Linked DNA regions of Homo sapiens: region 2 is linked to region 1. A link is a loop called in an ENCODE intact Hi-C map of the cell type or tissue named here. Cell type or tissue: pancreas. All regions are shown on one strand. Links, peaks and the distances in the headings refer to the core of each region. The heading gives the core; the rest is flanking DNA.

Evidence for each region. Peaks named below come from ENCODE experiments on the same cell type or tissue, not always from the same donor. Only the 100,000 strongest peaks of a DNase experiment are listed, where the experiment ranks them.
Region 2: it touches region 1 in a loop (2.6-fold over the local background); 99 of 110 quality-filtered maps call a loop at or near these places.

The regions. Positions count from the first base shown.
Region 1 is chr10:43,116,110-43,124,432 of GRCh38, forward strand. RET (ret proto-oncogene) reads left to right here. Exons shown (of 20, transcript NM_020975.6): 12 at 475-622; 13 at 2,264-2,371; 14 at 3,422-3,636; 15 at 3,972-4,094; 16 at 5,837-5,907; 17 at 7,562-7,699. Among named protein-coding and RNA genes, the nearest start is that of CSGALNACT2-DT, 18 kb to the right of the region's middle. RefSeq lists enhancers at 4,587-4,846, 4,857-4,916, 5,027-5,146, 5,897-5,946. In pancreas, for the core only: no CTCF peak of the experiment used is centred there; DNase peaks (open chromatin) are centred at 3,012, 3,442 and 3,622.
Region 2 is chr10:42,873,544-42,881,866 of GRCh38, forward strand. It overlaps LINC02623 (long intergenic non-protein coding RNA 2623), which reads left to right. Exons shown (of 2, transcript NR_134479.1): 2 at 1-517. Among named protein-coding and RNA genes, the nearest start is that of LINC02623, 6.2 kb to the left of the region's middle. RefSeq lists enhancers at 991-1,719, 4,928-5,428. In pancreas, for the core only: no CTCF peak of the experiment used is centred there; DNase peaks (open chromatin) are centred at 1,580 and 5,108.

The DNA of each region.
Region 1 (8,323 bases), core at 59-8,058:
AGTGCCAGCAGGCAGGGTGAGCGGGTGCGTGAGGGCCAGTGGCAGCCCTTGAGGAGCAGTGCTTCCACACTCTGAGGCGGAACATGGTGGCGCCTTTCTTTGCAGGGGTGGCTATGTAGAGAAGTTGTCCTGGACACTTCCACTGTAGTCAGAGGTCCTGGGCTGGGCCTGGTGCTCATTTAGTCCTGGGGCAGGGGTCAGGGGAGACAGTAGACCAGGAACCAGAGAGGGTCGAAGTACTGAGTCCAAGCCATGCTGTGACCACACCTGTCATGTAGCAGCTTTCAGGGGCCTGGCTGTGGGGTCCTGCCCAGGGCAGAGACAGGCAGCGTTGCCGCTGGCTCAGATGACAGCCGGTTCTCTGCACATTGGAACTTGTCCATGGGGCCTCCTTTAAGGGTCTTGCCTTCTTCCTCCCCTGTCATCCTCACACTTTTCCCCCCTCTTCTCCCCCTTCCCTCATTTCCAACATAGGAGGATCCAAAGTGGGAATTCCCTCGGAAGAACTTGGTTCTTGGAAAAACTCTAGGAGAAGGCGAATTTGGAAAAGTGGTCAAGGCAACGGCCTTCCATCTGAAAGGCAGAGCAGGGTACACCACGGTGGCCGTGAAGATGCTGAAAGGTACCTGCCAGGCACAGGCACAGTGCCCCTGGGGGAGTCTCCGGGGCGGGGGGCGGGTGAGGCCCCTCCTGCCCAGCATGGGACCCTGAAGAGCCCCCAATGCTGTTCTAGAGCGGCTGCAGTTGGGGGACCCCTACCATGGGCCACTTGGGCCTAGAGAAGCAGAGCGAGGACTTTGCTCTCCCTGGAAGGCTCTAGAGGTGTTGCTGTGCCAGTGCCACTGAAGATCTAAGCTTTAAACATTTAAAAAGCCCTTTGATTTTGAGCTGACAGCTGTCTTCACTCCAGTCTGCCCCATTCATTCCTCTCAGCCCAGTGTCTCCTGGGGTCTTGGTGAAGAGACCACCAGTAAGGACTGGCCCTCAATCTCAAGAGACCCCCATGGGCCTGTCTGGCCTGCATGCCCAGTCATGCCACAAGTTTGGCTCTCGATGGGCACATGCACCTACCCACACAGGCATGCGACTGCACTGAGTAGCCCCCTCTTCTGTGGCCAGGCCCCAGCCCTGTGAACAGCCAGGCTGAATGGCGGTGAGGGAGAGTGGTTGGTGTACATAACAATTATCTGCAGTAGTCGGGGGCTGCACAGCACAGGGTGCTTCCAGATGCCTACCCAGCCCCAGACTGGGTTCACCTCCAAGCCAGTAAAACCCCGGACTCTCCAGGGGCACAGGGAGACCCTTGGATTTCCATTGCAGCCATGCACAGCCCCAGGCTGCCCACACCTGGTCCAAGGGGTCCTGGGGCCCCAACTCCCAACTGTCCTCTCCCTTCCAGACAACCTTTCAGGACAGAGGAGGTGGCACGGCACAGCTGGGCAGTGGGACAGCTGACCTGGGAGGGATGGCTTAGCCATGTGTTCTGACTCTTGGAATACCTTCAGGCCCAGGCACCTGCTGGGCATTCCAGCACAGCTCTGGCCACCATCGGGACGCATGTGCTGGGCAGGTGATCCCTGTGGTGCCTCGTCCTGTTTCCATCATGCCTCTACAGTTAGACTCTCTGGGGAATCATGCTATTCATTAAGAATAAGCCAGAATGTCAGGTGTGCAGTGCACTGGTAACACTGCTTTATCTCAGGTGCTAATGTGGGTCTTCTTGGTAACTAACGGAGTGTGAGCTGCTGACGTGTGTGTGACGGATACATCAGCAGCACAGGAGATGCCTGGGCTCCAGGCTGGCCATCTCAGACAGGAGCGGGAAATGGGGAGCCTGGTCGCGGTGTGTGGACCTCCTTTATGGCTCTCCACCTTCTCCAGGGCCTCTCCCGACAAGTGGGTGTGTGGGTACCCCTCACCTTTCCAGAATGATTAATGCGGGGAATTTCTGTGGACGACTGTCTTCTAAAGACAATGACTACAGGAACATAATGCCACATACACAGGTGGCCCAGCCCTGGGACACTCTGGGGAAAGATCCGGCATGTGTGGTTGCTGGCTCCTCAGGGTGCTTCTTCCTCAGGGTGGATGAGGCCCCTGTCCACTGATCCCAAAGGCTGGGAGAAGCCTCAAGCAGCATCGTCTTTGCAGGCCTCTCTGTCTGAACTTGGGCAAGGCGATGCAGGTCCATCCTGACCTGGTATGGTCATGGAAGGGGCTTCCAGGAGCGATCGTTTGCAACCTGCTCTGTGCTGCATTTCAGAGAACGCCTCCCCGAGTGAGCTGCGAGACCTGCTGTCAGAGTTCAACGTCCTGAAGCAGGTCAACCACCCACATGTCATCAAATTGTATGGGGCCTGCAGCCAGGATGGTAAGGCCAGCTGCAGGGTGAGGTGGGCAGCCACTGCACCCAGGCTGGGGGCTCCATACAGCCCTGTTCTCCCTCTTTCTCCCTTTCCCTACTGCTCCTGCCCTGTTTCCTGTTCTCCCTCTTTCTGGAAGCCTGGCTCAGGCCCCAGCCTGGAGCTTGTGTCTAGCTGAGTCCACGGGCTGAGTGGTCACTTTCCATCAGAGGGGCCCCGCGCTAGCGGCACTCCCTGGGCCCACAGGGCTACTCAGAGGTCTCTGGTGTGACACTGCCATGTGTCCTCACCCAGTTCGGGGCTGGGCCCGTGGGGCAGGGAGCTCTAGGAATGGACAGTGCATCCTGGGTACTAGGGTACCCTGGGTACCACAGGGCACCAGGTGTGCTGTGACCTCAGGTGACCCCAGCCCCGCCCTGCATGGCAGGAACATTGTCACCATTTCTCAGATAAAGACCCAGGAGACCAGCCTGGTTTGTTGGTTTTCCAAACCACCATGCTGCTCAGGGGCTTCCCAGCATGCGTGTGTGGGTGTGTGCGAGAGGGATAGGGAACCCAAACACCGGGAGTGCGCAGCAGGCACTGTGGTCGGCACCAGTAGAGTTGGAGGCTGGGCCTGGGACAGGACAGGTGGGAACAGGGAGCAGGCTGTGTGCAGAGCCCAGCGCCAGGCAGGAACCCTTGCATCTGCGCAGGCCTCTGCCTCCATCAGCATCCCCAGCCTGCACTGGGGCAGGACCCAGGAGGCAAAAAGGCTTGGCGTCCTAGCATCAGGGAGGGGTGCCTCCCAGGGCAGTGTCGCCTGCCTCAGGCACCTCGAGAAGGAGGCACCCACACGAGCAGCAGGAGGCAGAGAGCAAGTGGTTCAAGAGAAAGCTGAGGCTTCAAGGTCTGCGCTCTCCACAGAGCTGCAGCAGTGCTGCCTGAGGCAGGGCTGTGTCCACCCCCTTACTCATTGGGTGGCCGGGCCTGGGGACCCTGCGGCCTCCCACCCCTGGCTCCTGGAAGACCCAAGCTGCCTGACCCGCACGCCCAGGGCCCCCTCTCTCCGCCCCCAGGCCCGCTCCTCCTCATCGTGGAGTACGCCAAATACGGCTCCCTGCGGGGCTTCCTCCGCGAGAGCCGCAAAGTGGGGCCTGGCTACCTGGGCAGTGGAGGCAGCCGCAACTCCAGCTCCCTGGACCACCCGGATGAGCGGGCCCTCACCATGGGCGACCTCATCTCATTTGCCTGGCAGATCTCACAGGGGATGCAGTATCTGGCCGAGATGAAGGTGCGTGCATATGGCTCTGCACCCAGCCAGCCCCGGCCAGGCCACACCCTGACCCACCACGCCCCTGCCACCCACACCCTGGCCTGCCACTCCCCCACCATGCCACACTCTAGCCCACCATGCCCCTGCCATGGCATGCCATGCTATGGCTCACCACGCCCCTGCCATGTCACACCCTGACTCCACCACGCCCCTGCCATGCCACACCCCCGGCCCAGGTCTCACCAGGCCGCTACCCGGGCCACACACCACCCCTCTGCTGGTCACACCAGGCTGAGCCAGTGACCGCTGCTGCCTGGCCATGGCCTGACGACTCGTGCTATTTTTCCTCACAGCTCGTTCATCGGGACTTGGCAGCCAGAAACATCCTGGTAGCTGAGGGGCGGAAGATGAAGATTTCGGATTTCGGCTTGTCCCGAGATGTTTATGAAGAGGATTCCTACGTGAAGAGGAGCCAGGTGCCCAGTCCCGGGGATGAGGCGGGGCTCCCAGGGATCCCAGGTGCACCATGGGGCAGGCAGTGCCCTTGGGAAGCCTAGGAAAGATACCGAAGATTAGTGGAGCTCTAAGCTTTTTATAGCCCTCACCCCAAATCTTTCTGACCCTGGGTCCCCAAGGACCCAATTAGAACTCCGCTCAGCCTCTGCCATGTCCTTCTCCTCCAGGGCCTCCAGGGCACCCCTCCCTGGCAGCATACTGACCCGAGGCCCTTGCCGCACTTTTCAGAGGCCACCTCATGCTGCGGAACTAACAGTCCTCTTCTGCAGAATAAAGGTCACCGTTCTGATATGACCTTAGCTCTTTTCTCAAAGAAGGGTGGGATGAAATTAGCAGGATCGTCATTCTTTGCAAAAAGGAATGAACTGCTTTACAAGTGAGGCTTCTCCCGCACAGGGGCCTTGGACACTGGGCTGGGTGAGTTTAGAGGCATAGGAACCCCCTGGACAGGATCCAGAAACGCAGCCCAGCTTTGTCCAAGTCTATGAAACAGGCAGTGGGCACCCTTGGGGACACCTGGTTCCCTACCATGGTCCTAGTCCCGGGACAACTGCCTTGGCCCTCTTAGTTTTTCTGCCCATGTCAGCCCCTCTCCTGCAGCCTCCCAGTGGCAGCCCAGGCAGGGCAAGTTCAAGGGGCTGCTCAAAGGCCATGCCGCCCAGACGTTCAGAGCAGACCCTGCTCAAAAAAGAAGAAGAAGAAAAAAAAAAACCACAAAAGGCGACTTCCTATGATTCAGCTTTGCTCTGAGGGGTCTGGAGAAGCCATTTGTGTTGCCAGGGGTTGTGAGCTGTTCCGTTTCTTCTGGGGTTTCCCTTGTGACAGCAGATCTCAGAACTGCTGTGGGGGGAAGTGGTAGGGGCTGGCCCCTGCCCTGTGGAGGGTGTGGACAGAGCCTTCCTGTTGATGCACTGGTCCTCCAGGGAGAGAAGCTGAAGGCATTCTTATACAAGACGTGCAGGCTACACTGTCACACACTGCTGCCAAGACAGCCACACTGCACTAAGGACATAAATCCCTCATGTGTTTAAGTAAAAGAAGTGACAGTAAGATTGTGTTCCAACCCAAGGCACACATTTTAAAAATGGACTTGCACCTTCAGGCTTGTCTGTGGAGAAGCTGTTTCTCAAGTCACCCTGGAAAGGATTTGTTAGGTCAGACCCCAGCACTGATGAGGGATGTAGGGGGCTGGGGGCACTCATTCAGAGATGCTAAAAGCACCCTGCAATACAATAAGAGAGAAAAAACAGCCTCCCCCAAGGCACACAGACAAATCCCTTCCCTCAAGGCTCCTTCAGTGTGGTAGCTGCTGGCAAAGTGCCCAACATGGAAATGCTAGATGTTGGTTTCCCAAACACATTGGCCCTCAGAACCCCAGGGGAGATCTTGCAGGGGGAGTTCCAGGCCCATGCATAGGGAAGCACTGCTCTGCACTACCAGCAGGCCTGTGGCATGTGACAAGCTGGCCCTGTGTGCCTGTGGGTGGGCAGCTGACTCCCGCCAGCATCTCAGCAATCCACAGGAGGTTCAGGCTGGAGCTCCAGCCCCTTCAAAGATGTGTGTGGCCAGTTCTGTGCCCAGGAGTGTCTACAGCACTCCTCTGGTTACTGAAAGCTCAGGGATAGGGCCTGGCCTTCTCCTTTACCCCTCCTTCCTAGAGAGTTAGAGTAACTTCAATGTCTTTATTCCATCTTCTCTTTAGGGTCGGATTCCAGTTAAATGGATGGCAATTGAATCCCTTTTTGATCATATCTACACCACGCAAAGTGATGTGTAAGTGTGGGTGTTGCTCTCTTGGGGTGGAGGTTACAGAAACACCCTTATACATGTAGTGGGGCCACGACGCCCGTCTGTGCAGCTTGGCCAGGGAATTGCACTGGCCCTGAGCACCTGTCTGCAGTGCTAGCCCTCTGCAATGACCCCCTCACTGAGGGGCCTTCATGATGTGTTCGTGAGGCAAATGGCTGGGCCAGGCCGGGCTGCAGTTCTGAAAGCTCCGGTAGAGCATGAGAGCCGAGCAGGTGGCCAGTAACCCAGCCTCCCCCACCCTTGCTAGTCCCATGCCTCCCTCTGGGTCCCTTGGTGACTCAGGCCCAGCCCAGCAGTTACCCTCCTGTGGTCCTGAGTAGGGCTTTGGGCTCAGGCAGAGCACCCAGTGACTTGCCCCCACCCACAAGTGGAGCTTGGGGACTCCACCTGAAGATGGCCTTGTGTGAGTTTATAGATTGGTGTGCCCCAAACTGCTCAAAGGTGGAAGCCAAAATCTCATTCTTCCAGGTCCAATGACAAGAGCTGATCACTTTTAAAACACAGGATTCTTGCCTCTAAAGTGTTCTACAGTCAGCAGAGGTGTGATGTGCCTCTCTTTTTTTGTGGGGGGAGGGGATAGGGTCTCACTCTGTCACCCAGGTTGGAGTGCAGTGGCGCAATCCTGGCTCACTGCAACCTCCACCTCCTGGGTTCAAGCGATTCCTGTGCCTCAGCCTCCTGAGTAGCTGGGATTACAGGCACGTGCTACTTCGCCTGGCTCATTTTTTTGTATTTTTTGGTAGGGACAGGGTTTCACCATGTTGGTCACACTGGTCTTGAATCCTGACCTCAAATGATCCACCCACCTCAGCCTCCCAAAGTGCTGGGATTACAGGCGAGAGCCACCACGCCTGGCCAACATGTGCATCTTAAATACTGTGGGCTGTGAATAAGCAATTGGACAACAGCTTTCCGATTATATAAGCTGACTGTAGGCTAGTTGGAAAAGGCAGAGAAAAGCATAAAGAAGAGACTGAATGTCATTGGACCACACCGCCCAGTGACCTCTGGCTGCCCTCTGGTGTGCTCCGTGGTGTGCACATGTATGCTTTTTATTGCCCTAAATGGGCTCATGCGATGCTGTTTTGTGATATGATTTTGTTCCCATTGCAAAGCGAGTTTTCCTTCACAGTTAAAATGTTTTTCTATAGCTTTTTTTCCTTCTAAGATTTTATGAAATTTTCCAAGCACATAGAAATGGCAAAAGAACTATACAAGGCACTCTGAGTCTGGTGGCCTGCATTCTCACCGCTTTAAGTGTGAGAATCTTAAGAATTATTAAGATTAATTCATGATATTAATTAATGTATCATTAATTCATTAATCATGAATTCATCTTAAGCCTCATGTGTCCCTTGTGCGTGTGGCTGCTCTGATGGGAGTGGCTTGGGCAAGGACTTCAGCTTCATGGAGTAGGGGCCAGGCAGGCAGGCAGCCCTTCCCCACCTTCATGCTACATCCATCTGAGCAGCCAGACCCAGGCTGACATCTGTGAGCATCTGTGCTTGAAGCCGACAGGGTCAGCAGGTGCTTGGTGGTGGGGGTGGATATCTGGGCCCCCCGGAGGGCTCTGTGAGGGCCAGGTGGAGCCACTCACTGGTCCTTTCACTCTCTGCAGATGGTCTTTTGGTGTCCTGCTGTGGGAGATCGTGACCCTAGGGGGAAACCCCTATCCTGGGATTCCTCCTGAGCGGCTCTTCAACCTTCTGAAGACCGGCCACCGGATGGAGAGGCCAGACAACTGCAGCGAGGAGATGTGAGCGGGGACTGGCTTTGGCCCAGCCTCACTTGGGAAGGGAGGGGACATCTGTGTGCATTCCCTCCCCATCCAGAGCAGCCCCAGGAGAAACCAGGAGAAGTGGGGGGTGGGGAGTGGGCAGGGCAGAGGTTAGAGAGCCATCCTTGGGTGTGGCAGTAGATGCTGGGGGTCCTACCCCACTGAGGGCTGGTGGGCTTCCTAGGGGGTCTTATAAAAATGAGTGAGAGCAGAGACTGGTGCAATGCAAGCTCAAGGGCTGAGAGCTGTCCCAGCAGGACACTTAGGGAGGAGAAGGTAATTCCAGATGGCCCAGGGGGCACGTGTTAAGGGGTGCCTGAGTGGAGGTGCAGAGCCAGGCAGGGGCAGCCTGGGCTGCAACCTGAGAGGTTGAAACCTTTACACTCTCAGGGGAGATGGTCTTAGAAACCAGGCTGAGAACAGATGAGAAAGGGCTGCCCAGAGGCAGAGATGCATGGTACATGCATTCCACAGAGTGTGCACACTGCTGGGGCGTGGAGGGGGCATGCTGGGCCGAGAAGCCAGGTACCACCTCCCTGGGCCCCCAGCTGGTGGCCAGCTGGAGCGCTGTGGTCTGCCTGGGCACCCAGGCAAGCAAGGACG
Region 2 (8,323 bases), core at 296-8,295, 240 kb before region 1:
GGTGGGAAACAGCTGGAGACTCTGGGATGTCCTCAGGACCTTTATCTAAGCAAACACATGATAAGGTCTTTCCCAAGAAATAAGCGTGGCTTTTTGTCCTGGTTGAGGAGGGTTGTTGTGGATCTTTTCCCCCTTTTACCTTGGCTTCCAGGAAGCTCAGTGCCAAGTTTTATGCTCCACCCAGGCCTACTATCCTTGGACTGGTCCTCAGGTGCAGCCCTTGGTCTCTCCTTTCTTTATCGCATGAGCCCGCTTGGTTTCTGTACATTTTGTCCGCTGGTGCTGACGGCTGGACACCCTTTCCTGAAGGAGATGGGGCATAGAGTGAGTGGATGATGATGGGCTGTGACAGGGCCCACTACCAAGGATGTGGGCTACGAGGTGTGGGCTGGGAAGGAGGAGGAGGACCCTGCACCTCAGGGGGCAACCAGGAGCACATTCTGGGGAGCACACACCTGCGGTGTTATCACGGCCACTGCCCATGTCTTGGACACTGGAATAAACAGGATGTGGCGAAGCCTTCTGTGTATGGGGGAAGACTTCCTTACTCGCCACTGCTGTCACGCTCTATGGCCATCTTGACCCATCACTCAGGCAACATCAGACGCGTCTCTCTGTTCAAGGGCTCTGCCCCTAACCTTGTGCCAGAAAGAGGCTTGACAGTTTGTCCTGTCTCGAGGTTTCCTCTATATCTCTTGCTGGGGCTCCCATAGACTGTTCTGATTTTTACTGATGAAGACAGTGCCATGGTGAGCCTAGCAGTGCACACAGCTCTTCTCTTTCCCAATCATTTCCATGGGCGAACCCCTGAGTGTAGAATGACCACTCCAGTCAGATTGTGAATACAGTGAACTGTGGGCCATGGGCTCCCAGGACACTGCTCCGGCCTGGCTCCTGCACCCAGACTCATTGCTGTTGGCTTTGCCATGGTAACACTAGTTTGGTATAAAACTGCACCGTCTCCTTCTGTCTGAGTTTCCTTGACTGCTGTGGTGGTTGAGCAGTTCGCCCTACTTTGGGTTTTGGTCTTGGTTTCGTTGCTTTTAGTATTTCACCCATGAAAGATCTATTCATACCCATCACGCATCTATCTATCCAGAATTTGAATTCGTTAAAATGCAAGGGAATTTTTAATATATAATAATGTTAGCAATTGGTCTGTCATATTTGATACAAGCATCTTTCTGGCCTGTTTCCATCTTACTTTTGTTTCTTTTTCATCCACTCATAAGTTCAGACTGTTTTCTAGTCAGTCACGGCCCTGGTTCCACTAAGGAGGGGAATGTCCCTTGAGTCCCCGGCTGGCCTCCCTGGGAGAGTGCCACACCCCCACCCGAGTCCAGAGGCTCAGGAGCTGCTCTGGCTGCACGTGTTCCCCGGGACAGGTCTTGGGCACTGGGGGGTCTGTGCCTGGACACTGGCATTTTGCTTCATTCCCACTCAGGGCCCCTCCGCAGCAGGCTTGGTAGCTGGGGGTGGCCGGACACCTGGAGAAGGGCTGGGGGCACTGCACCAGTCTCCCAGGCTGGAGGGGCCACAGTAGGGAGTTCCCAGCTCAGCCCCAGGGGATGGCCACCCCTGAATCCTCACCGAAGGCATCCAGGCTGTCCCAGATCCTGCCCACACCTGAGACCTCGGCTCCCGCTTCTCTCCGCAGGCAGGCAGAGCAGGCGGCGGGATGTGTGGGTTGAACCCTGATGGCAATGGGAAGGGTCTTCGTGACACAGCTTCCCAGCACCCAGGCAGAGACAGGAGGCTGGGCTGCTAACCCGACTGGAGGCTGTGCTCACCCAGTCCCCTCCCTGTGCTTCTGGGGTCTCCAGACCACCCCACAGGGTACCCAGATCAGTGTGGGCTCAGCCCCCTGCCCACTGCACCCTCCTTCGGGGTGCCTTCCTCGTCTGTCATGATGTTCCTGATCCTGCACCCGTCCCCTCTTCCTCCAGCCTTCCCTGGCTGGCTGCTGTAGTCAGTCTCTAGGGCTCTGCACAGCACTTCCTGGTGGTGCATCCTGGAGGACTTCCCGGTAGAGGTGTCTGGCAGGCACAAGCTTGCTGTGTGCCTGGCCTGCAGAAATGCACGGTAGGCATGCATTTGTTGGATGGTTGTAACACTGACTCTGGGAGGTGGACTGAGGTTCCTTATGGGTCCTTCTAGCATCCCCTCTCCCCTTCAGAGATGAGTGTTGAAATTTGGGGTTCTCTGGGTGTGGCAGGAGGCTGGGGGGTGCTCCGCTCATGGCCACTTCATGGCGGGCTTGGGCACAGTTCGGAAGGCAGCCAGCTGTGTGTCCCCTGTCTCCGGCCTCCTTGTGTATGAGTCACCATTGGGAAGTCGCCGGCATTTGTTTTAATTTAACAGGACTTGGCTCATCCCCGGAGCTCTGCCACTGGCTCGTCCTTCCTTCCACTGTGGAGAGGAAGGGGGTGGGGTGCAGAGTGCTTGCAAGAAAGCACTTTCCCCTCATCATCTCAAAAAAAATTTCTTAGCAGAAGCAATGAGAGAAATTTACTGGCCTGTCACAAAGAGTCACTGCTCATCAGACGAGAGAAAGGAAAAGCAGAGGTCATCAATTCATGGGCAGTGTCTCAGGAAGGGATTAAATCATTTAGAGACACGTCCTTAAGAAATCATTGAAGGCTCATGCTGCTGTTTTCTTTCCTGGCCTTCCCATCGCATGCAGATGGCCCCTGTCCAGCTGTTCAGATGCTGCACCAGCACCATTCTTTTTGGAAATTTGGGCAGACCTCGTGTGTGTATGTGTATGTGCGTGTGTGTGTAATACACGCTCATGTGCCTACAAATTGTTATCTGTGTGATATGGTTACATAAACACACACAACTGTTGTCTAGCCATGATGGTTTCAGTTTTCTTGTATTTGTGTTATGTTGCGAGCTGCTACCAATTCATTCAGATAAATAAGGGCAGAAATAAATATAACCCGCCAGCTACAGGATGCTGGAAAGCTGGTTAGAGTCCTTGGGGGGTGGGGTATGGGGGGTGGGGGTGGTCTCTGTCACCGCAGTGCCATGCAGCGCCTGGCACGGTGGCGTCCTCGCTCCTGTCATGAGACAGTGGGAAGCCATAAGGCGCCTGGGGCTGGCGCATCCCTTGGGTCACTGCACAGTGGTGGGGAGCTTTAGCTGGGATGCCAGCTGGGCCTGGGTTCAGGTCCCAGCTCCCCACTAGTGACCTGTGTGGCCAGCTGTCCTCAACCTTCAGGGCTGTGTGAGCCTGAAACATGTGGTGCTGCATCTGGCATTTAGATTGATGTGTGAGGGTCCTTTTGGTCATTCGTGTGCCTGCTGCTCAGGTGCCTGACTCAGCAGGACAGCCCATAGGTCCCAGCATGACAGCAGGCATGGGGCATGAGGTGGGCATAACTAAGATGTTATGCTGGTTAATTTATGTGTCAACCTGATGGGGCCCTGGGGTGCCCAGGTCAGATATGATTCCGGGTGTCTGTGAGGACATTTCTGGATGAGATTAGTGTCGGAATCAGCTGCCTGAGTAATGCAGACCCTTCCCATGCGGTTGGGGAGCATCCACTCTGCTCACGGCCTGGAGAGAACAGAAAGGCCAAGGAAGGAGGACACCTGCCCTTTGAGCTGGGGCATGGGTCCTCTCCTGTCCCTGGACTGGGGTTCACACCATGGGCTCCCCTGGTTCTCAGGCCCTCGGACTCAGACTGAAGCCAAACAATGGCTCCCCAGGCTCCAGCATGCAGACAGCGGGTCCTGGGACTTCTTGGCCTCCACAGTTCTGTGAGACAGTTCCCATGACAAATCTGTGCCATGGACCTGGGTGTCTCCTACAGGTTCTGTTCCTCTGGAAGACCCCAACACACACATGAAGGTGGTGGACACAGCCCAGCCAGTTGTGAAAAACAAACAAGACAGACAGATAAGAGGTCTCTGTTGGAATTAAATAGAAGACTTTCCAAGCACTAATCTCCTCCTTTTGCTCATCCTAGAAACTGTGGCTGAGCACCCCCCTGCACCAGCCCTGTGTCCAAGGATCACTGATGGATCCCCTGCCCTGCCCAGCTCAGTCCAGGGGCGGTGCTTGCGTTCTTGGGGGATGAATAGAGATGCTCAGAGGCCAACTGCAGGGCCATGCCTGGGGGCTGGATGGTGCTCCCCTGTCTAGGGCACTCAGCTGCATAGGGTGCTCCTCTGCATAGGGTGCTCCCCTGCATACAGTGCTCGCCTGCATGGGGTGCTCAGCTGCATAGGATGCTTGGCTGCATACGGCTCTCAACTGCATAGGGTGCTCCCCTGCATAGGGTGCCCCCCAGCATGGGCACCTGGGTGGGTCCAGAGCCATGTGGCTGCCACCCTCTCCCTGTGGAAGGGACCCAGTGAGGAGAGCTCAGCAAGACCACATAACAGAAGGGGGTTGGAGAGGTGCCAGCCTCTGCCAGGAAGCCTCAGTGCACAGAGCAGCCATGGCTGGGCTGATAGACTCATCTTCAGTCTTATTGCCTTCTTACGGGAGACACAGAGGCAGAGATCATGCAGGGCAGGGTGAGGAGGGCCCAAGCTTTTCTCAGGGCCTAGGGCCCGGAGCATGGCCCTCCTGCCCACCCACCCCGGAGTGCCTTCCTGTCTCTTCACATGATATTAGCTTCCCTCACCATCTTCTGGTCCCCCAGCAGTGTCACCTGAGGCCTGCCTGGAGCTATGTCAGGAGTATCAACCGCACTGAGAGCTTGGTGAGCAATTCATAGCCTTGCCCAGTGGGAGTCTGAGCATCCCCTGTGGCCACCTGAGTGGATGTCAAGTGGGGCTGCCCTGCCCCCAGCCCATGCTTGACCCCGGGATCCTGAGCAGATTCCTGGGGCAGGTTCTGCCTTCCTTCCCTGGGGCTGTGTCTCTGTCACTGCTCAGGAGTGACAGTGCCTGGACATGCTCCTTGGGCTTCTGGGGTGTTGGTGGGTGGTCCAATGGCAGGGACAGAGGAGCAGTGTCCTTGGGATGGCCAGAGGCATCCTCCTATGGATAAAGTCGGTGGCCGATGGCTGGAGGGCTGACTGCGGGCCTGCTGGGGCCCTGCTCACTCACTGCAGTGGAACAGGAGCCCCCGATGCAGCCCCATCCTCAGCCCAGCCAGGGGTGGGAGGGAGAGGACAGGGCCCTTCGATGCACACCCTTTTCCCGTCCCGGAGAGAGGGGAGGCCGCTGCATCATGGCGCACCCTCCTGGGGCTTGGGTGAATGAGTGCTTACTGCTCTTTGGAGAGGCAGGTGACCCATCTGCTTTCTGCATTGGTTACGCAGCCCCACACAATGCCTGGGGACTCAGGGCAGGTCCTGAAGGTATTGGGCTTCTCTTCTGTCCTTCTCACTCCCCCAGAGAGACTGGGGGTTGAGTGTAGCCATAGCCAGCCCCCCTTTCATGATAATCAGATGGGCTCTGAGTGGAGACCACTGGGGCTGCAGGCACTTATGAGATGAGGATGCAGAGATAAAGCCCATGGTCCCTTCTCTGCAGGGGCCAGAGCCCACAGTTGTGCAGAGAAGGGATAAAGCCAGGGGAGCACACGAGCCCCCGGCCCACCTGGGAGGGCCCAGCAGGCTCCCCGAGTGAGCCCTGGGGTAGGATGGGCAGCCTGGAGGGGAAGAGGCTGAAGGGGCCACAGACCAGCCTGGGCATAGAGCAGGCTGCAGGTGACCAGCTCGTCCCTCTGCCCGGAACCTACCTGGGAAAGTGCCCATCCCAGCCCAAATGGGACGGCTACTCCCCTGGTGGGAGGCAGGGTGTGGGACTAAGGGGAGATGCTCAGATGGCGACAAGCCACCTGGAGCTTAGACTTGGACCTATGGGGTGTGGACCAAGGAAAGGTTGGGGGCTCCAGGCCTGGGCTATGCCTGGAAGGACGATGGGCAGGGGAGATGGGGTCCATCAGGGGCTTCTTTGATGCAGGCACAGAGTCGGAGCCGGGCTTCCGGGGAGTACACACCCTGAAAGGTGTGGAGGGGGCAGGATCAGGGACTCGGCGCTGGATGGTGTTGGGGTGAGGCAAGGCTTGGCCCAGGTCCCGGCTCTGCATCTGGGTAGGTGGCTGTAGGTGGGCAACTGCTCCTCATGGGAAGCTGACCATCTCTGTGCCGGGCTGGCGGACAGGAGGTGTCCAGAACAGGGCAGGGCTGAAGTGCAGGGGGCCCAGGCTGGAGACTCCCCGATTGGAGGGCCCCCAGTGAGGGGTCATCGAAAGCAAAGAGTGCCCCTCAGTGCTCAGGGCTAAAAGGGCCAGGTCCAGGACTGCTGGAGGAGGGCCCAAGAAGTGGGTCAGGGCTCAGACGCCAAGAAGGGAGGGGGGCACAGGGCAGGGCACCATCAGGGCCAGGAAGGGACAAGGGGGGCCAGGGTCCTTCAGATTTGCCAGTCAGCGTTCCATGAGGAGACAAGCGTGAGCCAGCAAGACGGTGGGCATGGCCGGTGGTTCTCCAAGGCTTCCTCAGGGCACGCGGTGGGCTGTGTGGGGTGTCACGTGAGAAACGGCACTGAGATTAGTAGGCGTGACAAAGCTGAATTCCTCACAACCGCTCCCCTCAGGGCCCACCACGGGCTCCTGCAAGGGCGGGGAATGCAGGTGCTGGGCCCCGCGGGAGGAGCAGCCACAGCGGGGGACAGGGAGGCCAGAGCCGAGTGGAGAGGAGTGCGGGACTGAGGAGGCTTTTATCCCCCGACCTTTTCTGAAGAGAGAAGAGATAGAAGCAGAGTCATGAGTGCTAGAGACGGGCAGGGAAGGAAATGGATTAAAGGAGCTGGAGGAGAGGGTCCCGGAGTGTACGGAGGAGTGAGACCCTGGCCCCACCGCCTCCCTGGGTGTGCGAGTGGGAGTGTCCAGGCATGCATGTGCGTGTGGGTGTGCGAGGGTGAGTGTGCGAGTCTGGGTACACGCGTGTGTGGTAGGGAGTACAGGTGGGGGCTGGCGCAGTGAGAGGTGGGGGCTGGACGAGGCAAGGGTGAGGGCCCCTTGGTCAGGGCCGCCCACTGCCCGCAGAAGCCCAGGGCAGTGAAGGCGCCCAGGAGCAGGTGGTTGGGTTGACTCAGGTTGGAGACCCCGCTGGGGGTCAGCAGAAGAATGAGGGGTGGTGAGGGGCGCTCCAGGCAGGGTGGTGAGGTAGAGAGAAGAGAGGCCTTTGCATTTTGCGTATTCTGTTGGTGGAGGAAATGGTGAGCCATCAAGGGCTGCTGGCAGCCTCCCCCTAAACCAGCCCAGGAAATGCTGGAAGAGAGAGACTCAGAGCAAATATAGACCCACAGGGATGCCTGGAGCACAGACAGGGTCAGGTTCAGGTTGCTGGGGAGGCCATGGCACAGGTGGAGGACAGCTGGAAGCCTCCACGTGGTGCTGGCCCCCTCCTGCTCCCTGGGCTGAGCCAGCCCAAGGGGCACGCAACCTCTGAGCTGGCAGTGGCCGCTCTGCCCCTGGCTACAGCAGGTATCAGAGCAGGCAGTTCAGACCCAACACAAAACCCAAACATGCCTGCAGGAGCAGCTCCCAGTTGCGCCCAGCTCCTAAAGAACACACCTGTGCCATAGAAGACAGACAGAGCAGGACTTAGAACAAGTGACCAAAGTCCTCAGAGGACTTCGTCGTAAGGGAGCATGCAATGAACATGAGCTCAAAAGAAGCGGCTGTCATGACAAACCAGTTGGGGATGTTGGGTGTAAAAAACATAATTTATAGATAGAATAGAATTCATTAATATAATGTATGAAACTGTAATATAATTCTAAATAAATATAATTGTTGAAAGGGGCTAGAAGATTTTACCAAGGGACTCCCCAGAAAGCATCAGGAGGGTATAAGGAGGTGGGAGGCAGGTTGAGAGGTGAGGAAGGTGGAACAAGACGGCCCCTGCCCGTCTCCAAGGAGTCCTGGGAAGAAAGGAAGAATACCGGGTAGGAGAATATATTTGAAGAAGGGTTGGCAGAGAATTTCCAAGAACTAAATACAGACACAAGACTTTAGATGGAAGTGTTCACAGAGTGGCAAGCACACACACCAGAAAAATTAGAATCACAGAGGGAAAAACAGTTACAGAGATACAAGAGTGAGTCTGACCTCAGAGTTCTCAAGGCCCGACAGAAGGCAGGAGACCAAGTCACCAGGTCAGTGGGGAGCATGGACAGGAGGTGTGAAGTGGGCATAGCTAAATAACGAGAAGGATCGAATTGGAATTTCAGCCCAATATACCATTAGTGTACACCACTAACACCCACATAAATGATGCTTTGTATTTTTCTTATCTACAAATACATGGAAATACAGCTGACCCTTAAACAATGTGGGGGCTAGGGGCACTGAACC